2 separate regions of the Homo sapiens genome follow, and region 2 is linked to region 1. The links are chromatin loops, found by intact Hi-C in ENCODE. Cell type or tissue: OCI-LY7. All regions are shown on one strand. Each heading gives the region's core, and the rest is flanking DNA. Links, peaks and the distances in the headings are about the cores only.

Region 1 (11,869 bases), core at 1,366-9,365:
GCAAACCCCCACCCCTGCTCCAAGGGCTATTCACAGACTGTCAGAGTTAGGGAGGAGAAATGACTTAGAGGAATGGGGTAAGGGGTTTTGATAGTTCCCGGTCTGCTCCTAATAGTGAGACCCGGGCAGTCAGTCATGGCTCATCTTTGTGGTTCAGTTTTTCTCAGCTGAGGAATGAGTGGTTTGGATTTTATTTCACATGGCCAAATGATGTGTTGGTAGTGGTTCCTTGAGGTGCTGTGCTGAGAAGGACTCTGAGGCTGCATCCTGACTCAGCTAATGATCACTTAGGAATATCGCCATGGGAGTGGAGAGTGAAAGCATATGAGAGGTATCTGAGCTGCTTTTGGACTAGGTGATTTAAATGTCTCTTTTTGTTCTACCTTCTGGATGCTTTGATTTACTGACTTGTGAAGTGTCTTGCCCAAGATCACGTAGCCCATTAAGTTTTAGAAGCTGATTCTCTGACACAGAGATGGTTAAAAGCTACACATTTGACTCTCACATTCATACACGTAGGCTGGCTGTGGGAGATGAAAAGCTAGAATAAGAAGTTCTAGAAGATCCATGACTTATTGAAAACACAAGACTACTCAAACTCTGTATGTCTTTGAGGTTGAGTGAGGTCACTTTTCACCTCTTTGTCTTCTTTGCTTCCTAGGAGTTATGATGTCCCCACTATTCAAATTTATGTCAAAGATGGCAGTTCAAGGTCAAGGTCAGAAAGGCAGGTGATCCTGCCAGGGTCTTAATTGGATCAGCCTTACCCCATGAATCCATTAGATCTCCTGTTCCCCTTCTTCCAACTCCAGACAAAATGCTTAGCTCTCTGCAAAAAGCCCAATTGCATGAGCAGTAGGTCAGCTCAGCAACCAGGTGATTGAACACTGGGACAAGAATAAAGGAAGGAAAGGAAGAGGGCATTTTAGGATGGCTGAAGGTGCTGGAAACTTGAACCCTAGAGGAATGAAGAAGGAACTGGAAGTGCTTAGTGTAAAGAAGAAATAAAGGGGCAGGAGGAGGAGAGAGCAGAGCAGGTGGTGCTGTCCTGGGTCTCTGCTGTGGAACGGGTGCAAACTCACTTTTTGGGACCTCTGGAAGAGTTCTGGCAGCAGTGGGTTGGAAGCAAGAGATAGATAGTGTGAGAATGTTGATGTTTTCTCAATGTTTATGGAAAATGCTTAATGTTTTAATATTAAGAGCAAACCACAGATGGAATGTGTGTTTCAGGAGGTCGAAGTTCACAATCACTGCAGATGTCTAGGTGGGGTTGATGCAGTTAGGTATTTTCTATTTTAGGTATTTTGTGGTGGGGATAAAATGTTATACATGATGACTTTTAAGGTCCTCCCTGTCTTAAGAGTCTAGAGTTTTTTTAGACATGTTTTTGTGTACATTTAAATAATTTCCATTTTAAAATGAAGGCTCTTTGGAGTAAAGTGATTGTTCCTTTCTCCATAATCTTGGCACATGTAAGTGCTGACTTACCTTGGGCAATCTCTTCTCCACTTAGCATTATTGAAGGAAAGGAGACTAACTGAGGATGTCTTAGAATTTTTTGTACTGAATGTATTTTTGAAGATGATTTGTACGTTTCTTTTCAGGGTAGTTCCAGGGAAGTCTCTTCTTTAGGCCTCCTCCAACCACCATCCCCTATTGTCAATGATTGGCTGTTTTTGTACTACCAGAATGCTTTGTGTATACATCCAATAAAGCATTCATGCCACTTCAGTCTGCTGTATAAGCCTGTTTTCACAATCTTTCTTCTCCTCTAGATTGTAGAAGCTCCTTGAGGGCATGAATTATGTCTTTTTCCATAGGAAGTCCCATGTCATCTAGTATAATAGTTTGCAAATAGTAATAATGATGACTCATTAACTCGAGCGTTTACTGAACACCTACTATTTGCTAGACACTATTCCAGGTGATGGGACTAGAACAAATGTTAAAAAAAAGACAGAAAAATTAATGAGTAAATATGTAATATTTACATTGTGATCTATTAGGTTGGTGCAAAAGTAATTGTGATTTCTGCCATTACTTTTAATGGCAAAAGCCGCAATTACATTTACACCAACCTAAATATATTAAGAAGAAAAATAATTGAGGTTAAAGGCATGAAGAGTAGGGAGGACACAAATGTAAATTCACTGGCCTGAGAAGGTCTTGATGGTAAGAGTATATGTGAATGGAGACCTGAATGAAACGAGGTAGCAAGCCAGAGATGTGTGGGTGGGATGGACTGGAGGAAGAGTGTGTAGAACTGACTGAAAGCAAATGCAAATAACCTGACCTGAAGCATGCTGGGGACATGCCGGAAAAGTGAAGAGGACAGTGTGGCTAGAGTGAAGTGTGTAAAAGTGGTCATGCATGCCAAATAAAAATAGTTGCAACAACCAGTAAGACATACATGAGAGATATTGTGGGTTCAGTTGCAGACCACCACCGCAATAAAACAAATATTGCAGTGAAGCGAGTCACACAAAATTATTGGTTCCCAGTGCATATGAAATTTATGTTTACACTATACTGTAGTCTCTTAAGTGTGAAATAGCATTATGTCTAAAAATACAGTATACATACCTTAATTAAAACTTTTATTGCTAAAATATGCTAGCAATTATCTGAACTTTCAGTGAGTCCTGCTTTTGCTGATGGAGGGTCTTGCCATGATGCTAATGACTACTGACTGATCAGAGTGGTGGTTGGTGAAAGTTGGGGTGGCTGTGGCAATTTCTGAAAGTGAGACAACAATAAAGTTTGCCACATTGATTGACTCTGCAGAGAAAGAGTGATATCAAGCTGTATCACTTCTCTGTAGCATGTGATAATGCATAATATCATTTTACCTTCAAGAAAACTTCTTTCAAAATTGGAGTCAGGCCTCTCAAACTTTGGATCTGCTTTATCCATTAAGTTTATGAAATATTTGATATACTTTTTTTTTTGTTGTCATTCAACGATGCTCACAGCATCTTCACCAGGGGTAATTTCCATCTCAGGAAACCATTTTCTCTGTTCATCCATAAGAAGCCCCTCCTTATCCATTCAAGTTTAAACAAAGGATTACAGCAACACAGTTGCATCTTCATTCCACTTCTAATTCTAGTTCTCTTGCTATTTTCACCACATCCTCAGTTATTTCCTCCACTGGTCTTGAACCACTCAAAGTCACCCATGAGGATTGGAATAAATTTCTTCCAATCTCCTGTTAATGCTGATATTTTGACCTTCTCTTATGAATCACAAATGTTCTTAATGGCATCTAGAATGGTGAATCCTTTTTAGAAAGTTTTCAATTTACTTTGTCCGCATTCATCTGAGGAATCATTATCTATGGCAGCTAGAGCCATATGAAATGTATTTTTTTAAATAATCAGACTTGAAAGTTGAAATTACTCCTTGATCCATGGGCTGCAGAATGGATGTTGTGTTAGCAGACAAGAAAACAACATTAATCTCTTTGTATATCTCCATCAGAGATCTTGTGTGACCAGGTATGAGAAGAAATATTTTGAAAGGAATCTTTTTTTTTTCCCTCTTTTCTGAGCAGTAGGTAACAGTGGGCTTAAAATATTCTGTAAACCATGCTGGAAACAGTGCTTTCATCCAGGCTTTGTCATTCCATTTATAGAGCACAGGCAGAGTAGATTCAGCATAATTCTTAAGGACCCTAAGATTTTCAGAATGGTAAATGAGCATTTGCTTCAACTTAAAGTCACCAGCCACATTAGCCTCTAACAAGAGAGTTACCCTGTCCTTTGAAGCTTTGAAGCCAGGTATTGATTTCTTTTCTCTACTTCTGAAAGTCCTGGATGGCATCTTCTTTCAATATAAGCCTGTTTCATCTACAATGAAAATCTGTTGTTTAGTATTTACCTTCGTCAGTGATCTTAGCTTGATCTTCTGGATAACTTGCTGCAGCTTCTCCATCAGCACTTACTGCTTTTCCTTGCACTTTTATGTTATGGAGACCTAGTTTTTCCTTAAACCTCAGGAACCAATCTCTGCTAGCTTCAGATTTTTCTTCTGTAGTTTCCTCACTTCTTTTTGCCTTCATAGAATTGAACAGAGTTAGGGCCTTGCTCTGGATTAGGCTTTGACTTAAAGGGAATTTTGTGGCTGGTTTGATCTTCTATCCAGATCACTCCAACTTTCTTCATCTCAGCAATAAGGTTGTTTCACTTTCTTATCATTCATGTGTTCACTGGAATAGCACTTTTAATTTCCTTTATGAACTTTTTTTTTTTTGGTATGCACATCTTGGCTGTTTGGCACAAGAGGCCTAGCTTTTGGCCTCTCTTGGCTTTTGACATGCCTTCCTCACTAAACTTAACCATTTCTAGCTTTTGATTAAAGTGAGAGATGTGCTACTCTTCCTTTCACTTGAACACTTCGAAACCATTGTAGGGTTATTAATTGGCCTAATTTCAGTATTAGTGTGGGAGATGGGAGGGTCCAAGGAGAGACGTGGGAATGGCTGGTCAGTGGAGCAGTCAGAACACACCTATTTATTGATCAAGTTTGCCATCTCATATGGCCATGATTTGTGATACCCCAAAATAATTATGATAGTCACATCGAATATCACTGATCACAGATCACCATAATACATATAATAATAATGAAAAAGTTTGAAACATTGTGATAGTTACCAAAAGGTGACACAGAGCCATGAAATGAGCACATGCTGTTGGAAAAATTGTACCTAAAGACTTGCTTGATACACAGCTGCCTCCACAAATCTTCTATTTGTAAAAAACACAGTATTTGCCAACTACAATAAAGTGAAGTGCAATAAAACAAGATATGCCTTTATTAGTTAAGTACACATTGAAGATGCTCAGGAAAAAATAAATTGCTTTTGTGATTCAAAGAATCCACATAAATCTAACAAAAGAATGACAAAACATATTTCTGTTTTTCAGCTCTAAGAGATGGGGGCACTGGATCAGGAGCAGGATGGTAGTGGTGTGCAGCTTTGAACAAGTCCAGTTGCCGTGGGGTTTCCCTCCATGGCAGAGGGCTCTCCACTCCGTTTCTCTGCCCCTGCGGCAGGCACACCTGCAGGGATGCCTGGGCCCTGGGTGCAGATGGGCAATCGTAAGCCTAATCACCCATTCAGGCACACACTTACTTGTTTTCCACATGCAAATATGGCCTTTTTGCGGATGAATTTAATACAGTTGTTGCTTCCTCATTTTATTTAAAACAAAACAAATGGCCAACCATGTCAGTTGAGGGTAGCAAATAGAAACATGAGTATTATGGTCTTTGCTGTTTGTGTCGATTACACGGCTGAAAGGAATCCCAGGCAAATCAGTCTTTTCTGTGCTCAATTTTATTTTTACTTTATATCACCTTTTCTTACTATCGCTATTGGTTTTAACAAAATTTTTAAAGAGGGCTATCACATTCCTTTCTCTTAATCATTTTATCAATATTTCAGGCTCCTTAGTTCTATTTTGTGGTTTCTACCTTTGACATTTTTAGTTTCTGAACTTGGGGCCCATTGTTCAAAGAAAGGCATTATGGAGTCTCCAAAAGCCATTGGCAGGTGGTGTCTGTGACTTCCTTAGCCTGGAAATAAACAAATAAACAAGCACAAATTAGAAGTCTTTGCCCTATTACTGCACTATTAGTATTGATTGCGCAACATCATGCAAAAAGTCACTTTAATTTATCTGGCAGGTCCTATGTAAACACCAATACAGTCAAGAGGGCTTGGATGGGTATTTGCTTTCATTTCTAATGAAATTTCAGGCCTCTAGGGTAGGATATCAAAATTGGTAGATCATTTGCAATTTATTTTATCCCAAACACCTCACTTTACAGTCAGAGAAACTGAGGCCCAGAGAAGTAAAATGAGTTGCTCAAGGTCTCAGAGAGCAAGAAATAGAGATGGGACTTGAGCACCTAGATCTCTGGTATTGCTGTCCTGTAGTTCATGGAGCTGGCAGATGGATACATCTGTGACCTGGGATGATGGAGAGACTGCTGGACCCTTCAGAGGATCTCATCTCAAGGTGGGGTTTATGTGTAAATGATATCTGTGTGTTTCATTTTCCTTTCATAAACTAATTTAAAAATCCTTTTGGTATCAAATTTTAAGCCAAAAAGTAGTGAGGGGGAACATGGGTAGGAATAGCTTACAGCTTGCCTAACAAGGTTGTTGACTGCATAAGAGTCAGGAGTTTTGGGTAAGAGTGTGTGTGTGTGTGTGTGTGTGTGTGTGTGTGTGAGAGAGAGACAGAGAGAGAAAGAGGTAAAGAGGAACAAATGAAGAGGGAGAGGTCAGATTGTTTGACAGTAGCAACTTCATAGGCACAGAATTTCTGAGTTGGAAGGAAGTCTTATACGTACTGAATTTGACTGCTTTATTTTGTAGGGAAGGAAACTGATGTGCCTAGAGTAGTTGAGAGCTTTATTCAAACTCATTCCACTGTTATTGAGTAGTTAGGATATTAGACCAGCAACATATTTGGGTAGAAACTTTCATATAAAAAAGCGTAATCATAACTATCCAATCATGTCAACTAGTAAGGCTGCTCAGGTGGGATAACACATCAACCTTCTTTGGGATTCTTCCCTCAGACATGGTTTTGGTGGGAGGAGCATGGCAAGGGAGGGGCGAGCTCCAAATGCAGGGCTGCTCTGTCCTCGGCGACCTGAGCAGACACACGAGCAGAGATCAGAGACACTCTTAGTGAATGAACCTCCCTATTGGCTATATTAAAGTAATGCTCTGAAAAAGTTCCGTGTGGAGAGCAAGGCCAGTTAGGGAACATTTTGTGGATCTTTTATATGTCCTTAACTATATGATTCTTTTATTTTTAAATGAAAAATGTTAAGATGTTACGGGGTATGTATGCATAGTCTAAAGTGATGATTTTAGAGGTAGCAAGACAGTGAGAATGTCCCTACATGTGAAATGGGCACAGTTTTATCAGGGAAGTGTCAATAGAGGGTTAATGTTCCACGTAGTGGCTGCAAGAATGATAAGTGGTCATGGGGATAGCCTGACACTCTAGGAGCAGAAGGTGGTGGGTATGGATAGAACTACTGATATAGCATGAATCCAACCTGCTGTTATCTGCGCAGGCCTCTCTGCAGCTGTTTGCCCTGAAGTACATGCTGTACGTTTCTCCAGCTGATCCTGCATGACTGGGTATAAACGCCTGTCCGCTGTGTGCTGGACAGCCCCAGACACCCTCGGCAGCCTGCTGTGTTTGTGTGAGACATGCTGTGTTAGGGATTTAAGCATCTCCCTACTCGTTCCTCATCTTTTTCTCTTCTCTTCCTTCTAATCTCCTTTCATCTTTCCCTTTGGGGGAGAAAAAGTCATCAGAGTTGTTTGAAGGTTCATTTATGTTGATTTGTTTTTATTTTGAAGCTAATTTGTTTCCTGCTTGTATCTGTAACTGATGTACTTCATGTGAGACCGTGTTATAATATACTTGAGTTCTCCTTGGCCCTCTGATTTCTTTTCTTTTTTTCTTTTACTGAAAAATAAAAGATTTCCTTCTCTCTTCAGACCTACAGCTTTCTCATCTACATGGACAACCTATTTTTAAAGAATCTTCAGAGAGTCGTTGACTTTGTTATAACTACTACTATATACGTAATTTCAGATGATAGAATTGAAAATTTAACTTGTTTTTCTAGAAAGAGTTTATTTTCCCTATAACTTCAAAGAGTAATGGTGGGGAGTAGGACATTCTGAAAATAAGAAGAAACATGTCAAATGAATTTCTGACTTCCAGCTAGGCATATGGAATAAAGGTCTTTATTCCAGTGACCTCTGCTCATTGGAAAACTTTGGGCTGGTAGATTTCATGATTCTGACGCTGTATGTCCTCTTGAGTTACAGTGAGTGATGAGGCCAAATCGCAGGGTGGATGATGTGCTTTTTTTGGGCTAATAGGTGTTAAGGAGGCATGCTGTCCTTTGGCGTTAAGACAGATCATTTCCTCAGTTGGGTAATGTTTAAGGAATCCACTAAATCCTTAAATATATGGCACACATAAGGAATGCAGAGCTTTTAGACACTCAGCCTTAACATGGGTTATTTTTTAGCATGGCTAATGGCTAAACTTGATTTCTACTGGGTTTGTTCAACCTATTTCTAACTTATAGGTAAAAGCCTGCTTTTTATCCTCTCCATCCTCATCACCTTTTTAGTTGTGTCTCTGCTTGATTCTTCTTGCATTCAGGTCTATATTGTATTATAAAAAGAAAGAGAGAGACAGAGAGAGAGAGAGAGAAGGAAAAGAAGAAGGAAAAAAAAACCACACACATTGAATGGGAAGGCAGGAGAGTAGAGCTCTGACCCCAGCTCTGTCATAGCCACCTGTGTGACTATTTGCAAGCATTTTCATCCATTCAACAAATACACACCAGGTACTGGAGATACAAAACTGTGAAAGACACGGTTCTTACCCTCACCACTTACAGTCAGGAGTAGAGAGTTAGGTACACAAATAGAATGTGAAATCACTTCTCCTTTCTGGGTCTTCATTTTACAAATGCAAGAGCCAGAACTGGGCCAGGTGATCATCAAGGTCCCTTCTGAGGCTAACATGCCATCATTCATGCAAAATTCATTAAACATCTGATAATCACTTACCTAAGTGAAAATTAGCAAACATTTCCCCTTTCTCCTTAGTTTGTAGGGGATGATATTGAAGACGAATGAGGCGATGTCTACAAAATGCTTTAATAAGCAAGTTGGAGAAAGAGATTATGTAAGTTTGAGGCATTATGATTAATGAAAAATGAAAACAAGGGCTGATGTTTTCAGAGAGAGAACAGATGGTTCCTTTGTTCAGAATTTGAGTATAAAAAAGAGAGGAAGAAAAGATACTTGCTATATTGTTTAGGCCCTGAATGTGAGTAACTTTAAAATGCCAAAACAATCTGGTTAGGAAAGTCCCATAGATTCAAAATAGCTCTTACAGTGATCAAACTATAATTAATATAACAAAAAAAAGACAGAAAAATACTAATAAGAAATGCCACAGTGACAGCTGACACAACCTGACAAAAACTCCTATTTTTACAACAACTCTAGAAACTTGATTTTTTCTGTTCTCAGGAGTTATACCACACTGTAAAACAAACTAGTGAGAACCGATTTAAAACTGTTTCTACCGTTCCCCCTACCCCTCAGGTTATTTTAGTTTCCCATGACTCATAAAGGAAATCTTCAGGATTCACAAGAAATTGGCAATTCTTTTCCATCTTTGCTGTTGAGTATTGATAGGAAAACAGCATAGTTTGGGGCAATTTAAGTAGAGAACAAACCTCCGGGGGCTTGGGGTGGTGTCTCAGAAGGCCGGATCTGGGAAGGGCCTTTGAAAAGCTTGCACGGAAAGCTGCGAAATAAATCGTTTCTTTTTCTCTTTCTTTACGTTCTAAAATCTCGTGATCTGTTTCTACAATACACAGGCTAATTGATGTTATCCTTTTGGCATGATTCTTGCTGTCCTGGGGTCTATCACTTGCAGGCTATGAGAATGAGGCCATAGACCACCACACTGGCAGCACTGAGCAAAAGGTGCTAGACCCTTCTGAGTTCAGGTGCTGTGTAACTGGTGCTGTGATTGGACAGGGTGACTAACCTCAGTCTCTCTGGGTGTAATTTCTTCACTGTGGAAAGAGGAGGCTAACTAGAAAGTTCACTCTGACACTAATCTGAGTTCAGGTCCACATCTTTTTTTTTAATTAATTATTTTATTTTTAAAATTTTTATTTTTTTGAGACAGAGTCTCGCTCTGTCGCGCAGGCTGGAGAGTAGAGGCACAATCTCTGCTCACCACAACCTCCACTTCCCGGGTTCAAGCGATTCTCCTGCCTCAGCCTCCTGAGTAGCTTACAGGTGCCCGTCACCACGCCCGGCTAATTTTTGTATTTTTAGTAGAGGTGGGGTTTCACCGTGTTGTGCAGGCTGGTCTCGAACTCCTGGCCTTAAGATATCTGCCTGCCTCGGCCTGCCAAAGTTCTGGGATTATAGAAGTGAGCCACTGCGCCCAGCGCACATACAATTGTAGGAAGGCTGAGAATGGCTTTTAATTTGGGAGCGTTTAAAAGCAAACATGCTTCCTCAAGACAACAGTAACAAAAAATTGACATCGTTGAGGTGGGAACTTCTTTAATGCTACCTGAGCCTCTTGCTGAAATGGTTCTATGCAGTTTTGCATAGCTAGGAGTGGTAAGCTCATTCACAGACATGGAAGAGGCAGAGTGGGCTTAGGGAGAGGCACCAGTCTAGTGGTCCAACTTGGGTTCTGGGTTCCAGTCCTGCTTCTGCTACTAACCCCATGAGACCTTGGAATGCCCATCTCTAAGGTTTCTTTCAGAGCTGAATCACTGTTTGGTCTGTGATTCATCAAAGCAATTAGAAGACTATGCCTCTCCTTCAAGACCAAGACTTTGGTCAGAATACTCCCTAGGGACTTTCTCACTGTGTGTGGCACTCTTCTCTATTAGACGCTTTATTCATTCTCCATTGTATTAGAGTCAAAAGTATGATTGTTTGTTGTAGAGGTGCCTTTTCCGTGTCATCTCTGATAATCTACCCCTCTCTCTCTGAGTAACCTAGGCTTTTAAAACACATCTCCTTTGGCTTAATCACACTGCCTGGTGTCTACTCAGCATTATGTGTTTGTTGTCTGCCCTGAACTGTGAACTCAGCCATGTCCTGCTCATTTCTGAAGCCTCAGCATGTACATCGGTATCTGGTTCATGGTAGATTTTCAATGAATCTGAGTGAATGAATGATGGATGAATGATTTTGTATCTCCTTACTAGGCATATGTTCCTTGAGGGCATGGACCGTGTCTAATGGGTGGCTACCTAGTGTCTCATTCTTGGTCCGTTGTTAGTGGTGATTTTTGTCCTCTTCTTTGCACTCATCATTCTAGGCTTGTATTAGGGTAAATTGTTAGCATAATTCTGCCTTGTTTCCCACCCTGCCCCCGCCTTTTTTTTCTTTTGAAACAGAGTCTTGCTCTGTCACCCAGGCTGGAGTGCAGTGACACAATCTTGGCTCACTGCAACCTCTGCCTCCCGGGTTCAAGCAATTCTCCTGCCTCAGCCTCCCAAGTAGCTGGGATTACAGGCACCCGCCACTACGCCTGACTAATTTTTGTATTTTTCATAGAGACAGGGTTTCATCATGTTGGTCATGCTGGTCTCGAACTTCTGACCTCGTGATCTGCCTGCCTCGGCCTCCCAAAGTGCTGGGATTACAGGCTTGTTTGCTTTTAAACAGTTTGTGGGCAGGGATGGTATTTTCTTATGATTCTATTCCTCACAGATCCTGGCCCAGAGCCATTAGCAGAGAAAATTCTCAGTAGATGTTTGCTGACCTAAACTTCATTCCACCACCTTTGCCTTCCTTTTGCCTTTTCACCTCCTCTTAGAAGGTACCTTATATGATAATGTCACCTATGCAATAAAGACCACAAAGTAAATTTAATAAAATAGAAGGCATGCTTCCCTCTTTTCTAACCCCACACTTTTTTTTTTTTAAGATCAAAATAACGTTGCATTTGTGTGTGCCCTGCTTTTATTTATTTATTTCTTTTGTAGACACGAGGTCTCACTATGTTGCCCAGGCTCTCTCCAACTACTGAGCTCGGTGATCCTCCCACCTCGGCCTTCCAAAGTGCTAAGATTATAGGTGTGAGACACCACACCCAGCCCAGCCCTGCTTTCACAAAAAACAAAATAATGATGAATATATTGTACTACCCTCACTGTTTTCATTTGTCTGTGAATGCTTTTTATTTTATCAGGAAAAGGAAAAATTTCTGTTTCTTGACTGTAATTGTTGAAATGTATTTTCAAAGTTTTTTACTTTATTTTT
Region 2 (11,869 bases), core at 2,569-10,568, 340 kb before region 1:
CTCAAGGAAATAAAAGAGGATACAAACAAATGGAAGAACATTCCATGCTCATGGGTAGGAAGAATCAATATCGTGAAAATGGCCATACTGCCCAAGGTAATTTACAGATTCAATGCCATCCCCATCAAGCTACCAATGCCTTTCTTCACAGAATTGGAAAAAACTACTTTAAAGTTCATATGGAAGCAAAAAAGAGCCCGCATCGCCAAGTCAATCCTAAGCCAAAAGAACAAAGCTGGAGGCATCACACTACCTGACTCCAAACTATACTACAAGGCTACAGTAACCAAAACAGCATGGTACTGGTACCAAAACAGAGATATAGATCAATGGAACGGAACACAGCCCTCAGAAATAACGCCACATATCTACAACTATCTGATCTTTGACAAACCTGAGAAAAACAAGCAATGGGGAAAGGATTCCCTATTTAATAAATGGTGCTGGGAAAACTGGCTAGCCATATGTAGAAAGCTGAAACTGGATCCCTTCCTTACACCTTATGCAAAAATCAATTCAAGATGGATTAAAGACTTAAACGTTAGACCTAAAACCATAAAAACCCTAGAAGAAAACCTAGGCATTACCATTCAGGACATAGGCATGGGCAAGGACTTCATGTCTAAAACACCAAAAACAATGGCAACAAAAGCCAAAATTGACAAATGGGATCTAATTAAACTAAAGAGCTTCTGCACAGCACAAGAAACTACCATCAGAGTGAACAGGCAACCTACAAAATGGGAGAAAATTTTCGCAACCTACTCATCTGACAAAGGGCTAATATCCAGAATCTACAATGAACTCAAACAAATTTACAAGAAAAAAACAAACAACCCCATCAAAAAGTGGCCGAAGGACATGAACAGACACTTCTCAAAAGAAGACATTTATGCAGCCAAAAAACACATGAAAAAATGCTCATCATCACTGGCCATCAGAGAAATGCAAATCAAAACCACAATGAGATACCATCTCACACCAGTTAGAATGGCAATCATTAAAAAGTCAGGAAACAACAGGTGCTGGAGAGGATGTGGAGAAATAGGAACACTTTTACACTGTTGGTGGGACTGTAAACTAGTTCAACCATTGTGGAAGTCAGTGTGGCGATTCCTCAGGGATCTAGAACTGGAAATACATTTGACCCAGCCATCCCATTACTGGGTATGTACCCAAAGGACTATAAATCATGCTGCTATAAAGTCACATGCACACGTATGTTTATTGTGGCATTATTCACAATAGCAAAGACTTGGAACCAACCCAAATGTCCAACAATGATAGACTGGATTAAGAAAATGTGGCACATATACACCATGGAATACTATGCAGCCATAAAAAATGATGAGTTCATGTCCTTTGCAGGGACATGGATGAAATTGGAAAACATCATTCTCAGTAAACTATCGCAAGAACAAAAAACCAGACACCGCATATTCTCACTCATAGGTGGGAATTGAACAATGAGATCACATGGACACAGGAAGGGGAATATCACACTCTGGGGACTGTTGTGGGGTGAGGGGAGGGGGGAGGGATAGCATTGGGAGATATACCTAATGCTAGATGACGAGTTAGTGGGTGTAATGCACCAGCATGGCACATGTATACATATGTAACTAACCTGCACAATGTGCACATGTAGAGTATAATAAAAAAAAAAGGCAAAACCATATTAGAAAAACAGAAAAGAAAAAGAAAAAAAAAAAAAAAGACTTAAAATCTCTCTTGGGGCCAGATACAGAAAGCATTTTCCTCACCTGTTTTCTTTTCAAAACAGTAGAAAAACTGTTTTTAAAGAAGGGCAATTAAAGTAGACTAGCCCTGAATGATTTTTCTAATTGTTACAGAAAATCTGATGGTTTTCTTACCTTGAAGTCATGTGTACTAGGTCTTCCAATTCTCTCTGAAGGGGAAGCCACATGGCTTCCTAGATCCTTAAGAAAGGATAACCCTTATTGATAAGCCTCTGTTTATGACATGACTTGCCCAGGGTCACACAGAAAGGCAGCAGTAGAGACAAAAATTACATACAGATTGCCTGTCTCGCAGTTTCCCTTCCCTGTTGTTGGAGGAACGTAATGAGGGTAAGAAAGGAAGGGGTCTCCAGAGAGATGTAATGGCTATTTCTAAGCCATTTTTAAAATAAGCTTCAGATGATCAAAAGTTCGAGGTCAGAGGATAATTTAGGCCATCAGAAGTTGGCCAGATTGGAGTTAGGTCCTCTAGAGAATTCTGTCCTTTGGCAGTCAAAGACAGTGATGGACGCCAAGCCAGGCCTGTGATTTGGGCACAGGTCCAGGCTCTAGCCCCCTCTGGAGCCGGGCTCGGATCTTCACAAGGAGCTCTGCAGCAAGCAGGGTCTGTGCTTGAACATACGCTTTTAATCAGAGTCGCTGGAACCTGGATGGGGCCTCAAACATAATTTAATTCAGTCCTCTCACTTTGCAGATGTAGAAATTGAAGGCCAGATTGAAGGGTGGGCTATGGAATGCTTGCACAAGGTCATCTGTCAATTTAGGGAACAGCATGGTAAGGTGAAAAGGGATCGCTTTGGTGTCATTGCTGGGTTCCAAATCCCCGCTCTGCCGCGTATTAGCTAAGAGACCCCAGGTAAGTCACTTGACCTCCCTGACTATCAATGTCCCAGTGTGTAAAGTCGGGACCATAATTACAATGCCTGAATCACTGGATTGCTATCATTAAATAAGATGAAAAATAAGAAAGTGATTTGTAAACAGGAAGTCACTTTTCATACCACAATGTTAATATTAAATTATAATAAAACCCAACCCAATAAAAGCAGTCCACTTTTCTGAATGCCCACCACATGCCAAGTGCCAAGTACTTCACATACCTTGTTTCTTTTAATTCACACAATGAATGACCCGAGGAGAACGCTCAACTAACAACCATGTACTTGAACCAGGGGTTTAAATCAGTCATACACACAGCAGGATTTAAATACTATCTTCCACATGGTACCTTCAGAAACGTGGGCCTGGGATTTCATTCATGGGATACACATGGCTCCCCCCCCCGTACCCCCTGCCCCCTCTGTATTGAGTGGGTGGCTCTCACCTGTGGAGGGCAGGGTGCTCTCATGTTTGTTTATACCAGAACATAGAATAGAACTTGGTAAAGGTAAATGCTCATTTAAGAAATAAAAATACATCAAATAAAGTAAAAAGCAACCTGGTAGATAGCATTTCCTTTTCATTTTTTTAAAATAGCTTTATCGAAGGATAATTGAATGGAAATGGTCATTAATATATATCCAGAATCTATTAACGTTCGGCTAAGTTGGGGGGAACATAGGGATGTTTTAAGGCAACTAAGCGATTTAGAAAACTTAAGTTCTTTAATGTTTTCAAAGAAAAGGTTGAGTCTGTAAGATATAATCTGGCAATTTGTATAGAACTCTTTCTACTAGCTTCCAGGAATCCCTGCTCTGTGAGCTTTTTGCCAAACTGATTGATCTTCCCAGACATAATCTGGGGACCTTCTCTAATATGCCCCTGTCCCGCTGTCAGCTTAATACACTCTTTTGCTAAGTAATAGGGTATTGCTAGTGTTCTTCCAGGTTCTCTTCATAAAGGCGCTTCTCTGTCAATAAGAGACTGTGTTTATATTCTTGTGCACAAATAACTGGCCCTCTTCTCAGTGTTTGAGATCCCTCATCTTGCTCCGACTGTTGCAGCCTTTTCTCGCCATGACAGACTGCCATACTACATGGCCTTCTCCCATCGAAAGGTGAGGTCAAGTCTCCTTCCTCTGAATCTGGGTGGGGTTGTGACTCACTTTCAATCATTCTAATATAGAGTAAGTGATGTTGTGTGATCTCTGAAGGTATGTCATAAAGAAAATGATGCCATTGCCTCCTTGTTCTCTAGGGTCTAGCATGTGGACCACTGAACTGCCAAGGAAGCAGTCCAACTGCCCTGAGGCTGCCATGCTGTGAGGAAACCCAAAGTGGTCCATAAAGAAGGATTATGTGGAGGGACCCTGAAAGATGCCTGGCCTGCCTCCCACTGCTCCAGTACCCTCCTCCCCAACTCTTCCAGCTTCAGCCACTGTCTGCAACCACATGAGAGCTCCCGAGCCATAAATGCCCAGCCTAGTCTCCCCTAAGTTTCTAACCCACAGTTTAAACTACTAAGCTTGGGTTGCTTTGTTATGCCTCAATAGCAACTGGGACATGCCCCTTTCTCCATTCTGCTGCTGAATCTGGTTACAGCAGCAGAGACACATGCCAGGGGCATCTCTAGTAACAGGGGAAAGCCCTTTGGGAGTAGATTCAAAGTGGGGGGTCAAGACAAATTATTCAGCGAGCCTGACTTTTAGAACTCAAGGGGCACCAAGTAAGTGCATGATCCTGAGGCAATCAATTCCTCTCGTTTTCCTTTTTTTGTAAAGGGATGAACTAGACACAGTGTGGAAAGCCAGCTTTACCACATTCTCCTACGATCTTCTGAAGTTACCTAATCTCTCTAACCCCAGATTCCTCTTCTGTAAAATGGGGATAATAGCCACAAAAATAGAACAGTAGTGTAAAATTAGATAGTATGTGTGGAAAAGTAGAGTCTTGAAACTTGACTTAAGTGGTTGATGAATGTTAGCCCCCTCCACCAATGCCTTCCCCTTGCATTCTAATATTCTCTGCTCCTCTGAGCAAATTTACCAGATGATTGTTGGAGTTTTTTGTAATCCTCATCAAGTCAGAGAAGACTAGTGAGGTTGTGGCAAATAAATGATTCTGAGGGTCCAGGGCGAGCTTTAGGTAAATTGTGGTTTTAGTGTTTGAGAAAGAGCCTGTCACTAGTGGGAGTCTTCATTATTCACTGGCAAGATATAACAAGCAGGGCTTTGCAGTAATGCACAGCTCCTCTGCTCTTGGCAATCTTGTGGCCGAAAGATATTTTTAAAGCCCCTGTTTTCAGATGACCGTGTTTCTGATTAGCATGTGTCTTTTCCATTTTCAGTTCCACGAAGAGAAAGGCAAGTGAAATTTGCCCAGCCTCACCATCTCCAAATGGGTGATATTACTGAACAATTATTTAATGGCCCCACAGCATCTGTTTTTTATATTTTGGGGTCCATACTGGAAGTTCAAGCTTATGAATAATCCAGATATTTAAAAGCCAATGCTCAACTGGATATTCTCCTTAGGATTATTTTAGCCTTGTCTAGAATCAGAGTGTCTGTCAATTGCCACAACATATATATTAAGTTTGAAAGAGATTAAGCTGGAAAATTCGATATTTTAAAAATAATACCAAGAGAGGCTGGGAGCAGAAAGAGAAGAAAAGATAACTATTGGGTACTGGGTGATGAAATAATATTTACAATAAACCCCCATGGCAAGTGTTTACCTATGTAGCAAACCTTCACATGCACCCCCAAACATAAAATAAAAGTTAAAGAAAGAAAAAAACAGAAACTCTTACTTATAACTCATTTCATTTAATAACGTTTTTACTCTTTTAAAAATAAAATAATGCTAATGATGATGATAACAGGGTTCATACCTGTAGAGCATTTTACAAGTGGCAGAGAGCTTTCATTGATATCATTTCTCTTAAGTCTTCACCCTGTGAGGTAGGCATAGAAAGAAATTTTATCCCCAAATGACAGATGAAAAAATAGAGAGCCCATGAGTTTAACTGACTTGCTCAAAGCCACAAAGGCTGCATTTCCTGAGCCTGAGTACCCCTAGGAAGAGCTCCAGCCAATCTAGGGTGCAGAACCAATGAGTTAGTTTATCATTTATCAATCCCAGTGATGCATAAGCTGTGCAGAATTAGAAAGGTCAGCTCCAGGCTGGCCCACCAAAAAAGTAGAGGAAAACTTGGGAATGCCCACTAGCCTATTCAGAAGTTGGATTCAGGTTGGGAGAAAGAAAATAGGAGCCGAATTATTTTGAGGTGGTATACACGAGTTACCTATTGCCATTGTAACAAAGCCAGCACAAACTTGGTGGCTTACAATGACATAAATTTATCCTTTTACAGTTCTGGAAACCAAAAATCCAACATTAATTTCTCTGGGCTTTCAAATCAAGCTGCCAGCAGGGAGAGTTCCTTCTGGAGGCTGTAGGGGAGAATGTATTTCCTTGCCTTTTTCAGCTTCCAGAGATTCTCATATTCTTTGACTTGTGGCCCCTTCCTCCATCTTCAATGCATATAATCTCTGTTTCCATTGTCACACAACTCTCCTCCTACACCTTACAATGGACCCATCTGGATGACATGGGATAATCTCTGCACTTCATGACCCCTAACTTAATCACATCTGCAAAGTCCCTTTAACATGTAGGAGAACATAGTCCCAGGTTCCAGGAATTAGGACATGGGCATCTTTGGGACCATCATTCAGTCTACCATAGGTGACAAGGTGACAGGCGGATGGTGGCCACCGTTTTTTTTTGCATGGTTGTGTTTGCCTGTCTGAAAGCCACACTCCTCACTGCCACCTGACATGTAGAGGCCAAAATAGAAAACACATCTTCAGATCCCAAGTAAAGTGCTCTTTCAGGCACGTCACACCTGCCATCTCAAACTATATTTACATTCATTTTTGCAAATAGCCCATTCTTGTATAGAAGGCAATTAATATTTGCATAATGTTTTAGAGTTTATAATGGCCTTTTTATTTACATGAAGTCACTTAAACCCCTACAATAGCCCTCTGAGACAGTTATTATTAACACATTTTTACATATGAAGAAGCTAAGGCTCAGCGGGGTGAAGTGGTTTGTCTAAGGTCACCCAGCTGGTAAGGGCAAGACCACAATGCAAATCCCAAAAGTTCCACTATATTCCGCTCTAAATAATGAGTCTATACTGAAGTCCACTTACTAGCCATGGTGGCTTATCTTTTGGGGATACTCTGAAGGTGAATGGGGTCTCCATTGCGCTTTTGAGATAAAATGAGTCAATAAATGTGAAAGTCCTTTGTAGCAGTATGACTCACTATGACAGAAAGTTATTGATAGCATTATCATCATCACCACCAACATCCTCTGCCCTGGAGACCAAGAGAATTCAAACAGGTCAGCACCTCTAATTGCTGTATAGAACATTGACCCTACTGTCTCCCAGTTCCTGAGGATGGTGTGATAATAATACATCTCAGAGTTCTGTAGTTTCTTCACCACTGTGCAGGTGTGGTTGGTGGGAGCAATGCCCTGGATGGATAAGCCAAGCTCTTGTGTCCTGGCAGATAAACAAGGTGAACCCTCAATCCGTGTAGCAGGAGTTTCCAGACAAACTCACTTTGCATGGAAGGACACTAACCCTTCCAGGTGCATGGAAATATTTTGTAGTTTTTACTGTCTCCCCCTTCCTCCACTGCCTCATCTTTTTTGTTTTTTCCCCTGTGAGACTATTTGCTCTGCATTTCAGATGTGTCTAATTTTGTGGAAAGGAGAAGGTTGGGAGCTCCGGAGCTAATAGGATGCACAGGAGGAAGATACGGAGCACAGTGGCTGAGACCTGACAGCTCTCTGAAGACTCCACTTCACCGCCGCCACTCCACTTCACCGCCGCCAGCCCTGGCCCACACCTTTCTTAAGAGCAACTTAAGAAATTTGCAACTTCAAAACCAGACCAGAGGGTGAGAAGAACTAGCCAACCCATCCTCCAAGTGTGACTGAGCGGTCAGGCTGCCCCCACCTCATTTGAGTGAGACCGCCAAGAGCCTTCACGTGGGACCTAGACCACAGGAACACAATTAGGAAGTACTCCCTGCCCCTCACAACGGCCATCCTCACCAGGCAGCGGGGACAGAAGGGAGGCAGGTGCATTCAAATCGCGCTGGCCTGAAGAAGGGAAATGAAGCGCTAAACTCAGCTCGGTCCCACAATGAGTCAGAATGGGGGCAGGGAGGAGCGCCCAAAGCCCTCTGGCCCTTCTCCTTGGGAACTAGTCCTGCACATGGCCACCAGCCCTGGGAATCACAGCATTTGGCATGGGTCTCAGTTCTTGTACTCCATTGCTGTGGGACAAGAGACACTAAACTTCCAGGTTTTCTCTCAATAGCTGGCTTCACCTGTAAACACAGTGGCATATTAGACAAGCTCTCTTCATCTGAAATGTGCCCACCCCCCCAACAATCCCACCTTTGCCTGCTCAAACCTGACTCATGCTTCATGTTCATATTCAACTTCTTCCCTTGTGCTTCTAACTAAATCTAGGAATCTCCTTGTTCTTAGAACCACCTTTATCCCTTCTCAGATATTTATGTATATCAGTTTTTAAATGAAAATAATTTCTCACCTATTAAGCTGGGCACCCTGCTAATCACTTTCACACTTGCTGTTTAATTTGCTGTTTTGCTCCCTAATATTAGACAAAAACTCCTTGAAAACAGAGACTGTGTCTGACTCATCGCTCCTTCCCCCACCAGGCACTATCCTCTCAACAGTTACTGGATTAATAATTTTTTAAAAAATTTTAAAAAACTATTTTAAAAAAATATAAATTAGTAAAAACTGTGGCATTAGCATGAAATGACTAATATGTTCAAGTTCCACTTGAGGAAGTTAGGGTGATGTCAGTGAAAACCTGCCCTTAGAGGATCCCTGCCTGCATGAGGGACTCTGGGACTGCAAAGTGCCAAGAGAGCCTTACTCAGGGTGACCACAGGAAGGTGAGCCAGAGGAATCTTCATTTAGGGAGAATCTGGCAAGAAAATTCCAGGCATCTGCTGGAAGCCATAGAATGTAGGTGTAAGAAGCAAGTGAGGATGGTATGGAAAGAACTAGCTGAGAGAAAGCAAGTGAGAGCTGACACCAGAAAAAGATGAGGGTCTTAGAGTTCTTATTTTATGTGGTTATTTGTGAAGAATGCAGGGCCAGGTGCCTCAAAGGAGATTCACAGAGTATTAAGTATATTTGAGCCTATTTGACAAGCCCAGAAGACATTCCGAAGGGTCTTGTCTCTGAGGAGCTTGTGCCTGGTTGTGAGGAGGTACATTTGTTAGATATCATTTGTTAGATAGACTCAAGGTGAAATCTCAAAGCAGTTCACCTCGCTTTTGGCATATTTGTTAGATATCACTGCTCATCCTCCCTTGTTTCAGGATCTTCCCCAGGCCATGAGAGTCTGAGAAGCAGGTGGGGAGTGAAAAGAGCACAGGCATGGGGGTCAGGAGATGCCATTCACAGCCGTGGCTCCCCCATTTACTTGTATCACAAACTGGAACAAATTGCTCCACTTCTCTGAGTCTCCATTTCCCCATCTATGCAATGATGGGATGCAACTAGAATCTCACTGTCAGATTGAGTTCTACAACAAAGTGGTGTAGACTGCATGGCAACAAAAAACAAGAAAAATCTATTTCTCACAGTCTGGAGGCTGGAAGTCCAAGGTCAGAGTGCCAGTATGGTCGGGTGCTGGTGAGGGCCGTCATCTAGGCTGCAGACTGCCAACTTCTTGTTTTACACTCACATGGTAGTAAAGGTGCTAGAGAGCTCCCTGAGATCTTTTTATAAGGGCACCGATGCTATTCATGAGGTCCCACCCTCCTACTCTAATTATCTACAAGACGCCTCACCTCCAAATACCATCACACTTTGGATATGCTTCAACATATACAGTTGGTGGTGGGTGAGAAGCATGAGCGTTCAGTCCATAACAATCACTATATTTCCTCTGAGTTTCTCCTGCTCCTCCTCTTCTAAACACACCACCAGCAAACCTCTCTGTTCCTCTTCCCTGATGGTAAGAAGAGAGGTGGAGGGATCTCTTCTCACCATGGCTGGTCCAACCACCTATGAACTAGTCCCTTTCTCTTCAGCCTTCTTCAAGGACCTGCTTCACCAGTTATCCTCTTTACCTCTTGGATTATCAGTCTCTCCTGTTTCTGGAACTCCTTTCTTTCAGCCTATCAGTGTCCTTGAATCTCTCTAAATTCTTAAAACCATTTTTTTCATCCAGTAATTGATAAAGCTGTCTCCTCTTCACAGCTAAATTTATTGAGTATGTATTGCCATCTTCATGATCTCACTCCTTGCCTACACCCCACCCACTACAACCTGGCTTATAAACAACCACACACATACTCACACCACTGAAAACCCTCTTGATGAGGTCCCTGGTGACCTCCTCATTGTCAAATCAAATGATTTCTTTGCAGTCTTCATCCTCCTCATTCCCAAAGTGGTATTTGCACTAAAAACCAACTCTTCATCAGTCTTGAAATTCTCTCCTGGTTCTCCACAGTCTCTTCTATGCTGCCCACACTTTAATGTTGGGATGCTTCAAGATTTCACCTTGAGCCTATCTATTCCCCCTGACCCCACCACCCAAAGTTCCCTGGGAACACTCATTTGGTTCTAGAGCTTTAAGTACCATTATACCCTGATGACTCTAGTCCCTACTTCTCCCGCAAAAACCATCTCTGTCTTCCCAAAAGCCTATTCACATCTCTAGTGGGGTGTTTTTTACAGAAACTTAAAATACTGTGCTCCAAAGAGCCCTCTCCTATAGATTCACCAAATGTGCTCTGTGTCCTTTGTGTTCAGCCTTGGTTAACAGCATATTTTTCCACTCTACTTCTAAAGCTAGAAATCACAGAGTCTTCCTTAGACACTTCCTTTCCTTTACCCTCCGCATGTCAGTCAACAAACCCTAGGAGTTTAACTTCAGAAATTAATAGGCCTCATCCACCCCTCCCCTCCATCCACAATGCTTTGGCTCAAGCCCTCATTAGTTTTCAGCAGGACCACGGCAACATCTGCTCTCTGTCCTCCATGTCTCCTTGGGTTATCTTCCTAAAAAGCAAATCTAACCAAGACACACTTTTGCTTAGGAATCCCTATTGATGATCTATTGCCCATAAACTTGAGACAAAATTCCTTGGCTGGGGAACATAACACTTAACAATCTGATCTCAAGCTTCATCCTCAGCTTTGCCACCCCACACAGCCACTCTGAACTTCTTAACCAAACGTACCAATTCCTTTCACAATTTGGGGCCTTTGCATGTGCTGTTACCTTTTTCTGGAAAGTACTTCTGGCCTCCTGTGATTGGTAAACTCATATTTCAAGGCCCAAACTCCCATTTCACCATTTCTGTGATGTTGCCCCTTATTTCCTCCAGGCAGAACCCTTCGCTCTGCCCCAATCTCTCACAGCACTTATTTATGTCTCCATAATAACACTTATCACACTGTACTGTAATTTTCCTTTTCATGTGTCAGTCACTACATTATACTTTGAGCTCCAGGAGGTTAAGAACTTACACTTATTAATTTTTTATATCCCCAGGGTCTAGCCCAAGATCTGCTTATAGTCAGCCCTCGGAAAAATGCATATCAAATAAATCAGTGAATATACCAAAGGTTCTCTATGCTAAAGGAAGCATTACACCAAAGTGAAATTGATTCTAGATGCTAGTCCCATATCTGTTTTTAAAGGTTAAAAAAAATGGTCTTTGCAGTCAGACGTAAAGGGGATTCAAATCCCTCCTCTACAGCTATCTTATGTGATCACAGGCAAGAAGCTCCCAACTCTATGCCTGAGTTTCCTTATCCCTAAACAGGACAATGCCTGCCTCACAACACTGTCATGGATTAGATAAGAAGTTGAATATATACACTGTATAGCACGGGGTCTGATAACAAATGAATAGCCATGATTATTACCATTAACTAGCTGTAATATTCTGGGCCAGTCCCTTTCTCTCCCTGGGTCTTCCTGGAACCCACTCCCTCTATATAATGAGGGTTTTCACAAGTATCCCTGAGGTTACCCCAAGCTCCATCACTGTAGAACTTTACAGTAGTCAAAATTTATAGTATCAGCCATTCAGCTCTGAAATTAACCCTGCTTGGGTATAATGAACTCTAATAGTTTCTTGGGCG

The links. Peaks named below come from ENCODE experiments on the same cell type or tissue, not always from the same donor. Only the 100,000 strongest peaks of a DNase experiment are listed, where the experiment ranks them.
Region 2: a loop joins it to region 1, with 7 times the contacts of the local background. A loop is called at or near these places in 2 of 110 quality-filtered maps.

The regions. Positions count from the first base shown.
Region 1 is chr3:188,234,137-188,246,005 of GRCh38, forward strand. The region is part of intron 2 of LPP (LIM domain containing preferred translocation partner in lipoma); the gene reads left to right. Among named protein-coding and RNA genes, the nearest start is that of FLJ42393, 62 kb to the left of the region's middle. In OCI-LY7, for the core only: no CTCF peak of the experiment used is centred there; DNase peaks (open chromatin) are centred at 2,295, 5,125, 7,145, 8,495 and 4 weaker places; H3K4me3 peaks cover 6,817 bases; H3K27ac peaks cover 7,684 bases.
Region 2 is chr3:187,894,549-187,906,417 of GRCh38, forward strand. LOC124906315 (a long non-coding RNA gene) reads left to right here and starts at 3,075. Exons shown (of 3, transcript XR_007096212.1): 1 at 3,075-3,756; 2 at 3,897-7,306; 3 at 7,407-8,326. RefSeq lists enhancers at 7,241-7,742, 7,749-7,798. In OCI-LY7, for the core only: CTCF peaks have their summits at 6,421 and 6,644; DNase peaks (open chromatin) are centred at 4,903, 5,713, 6,593, 7,733 and 2 weaker places; H3K4me3 peaks cover 5,137 bases; H3K27ac peaks cover 7,478 bases.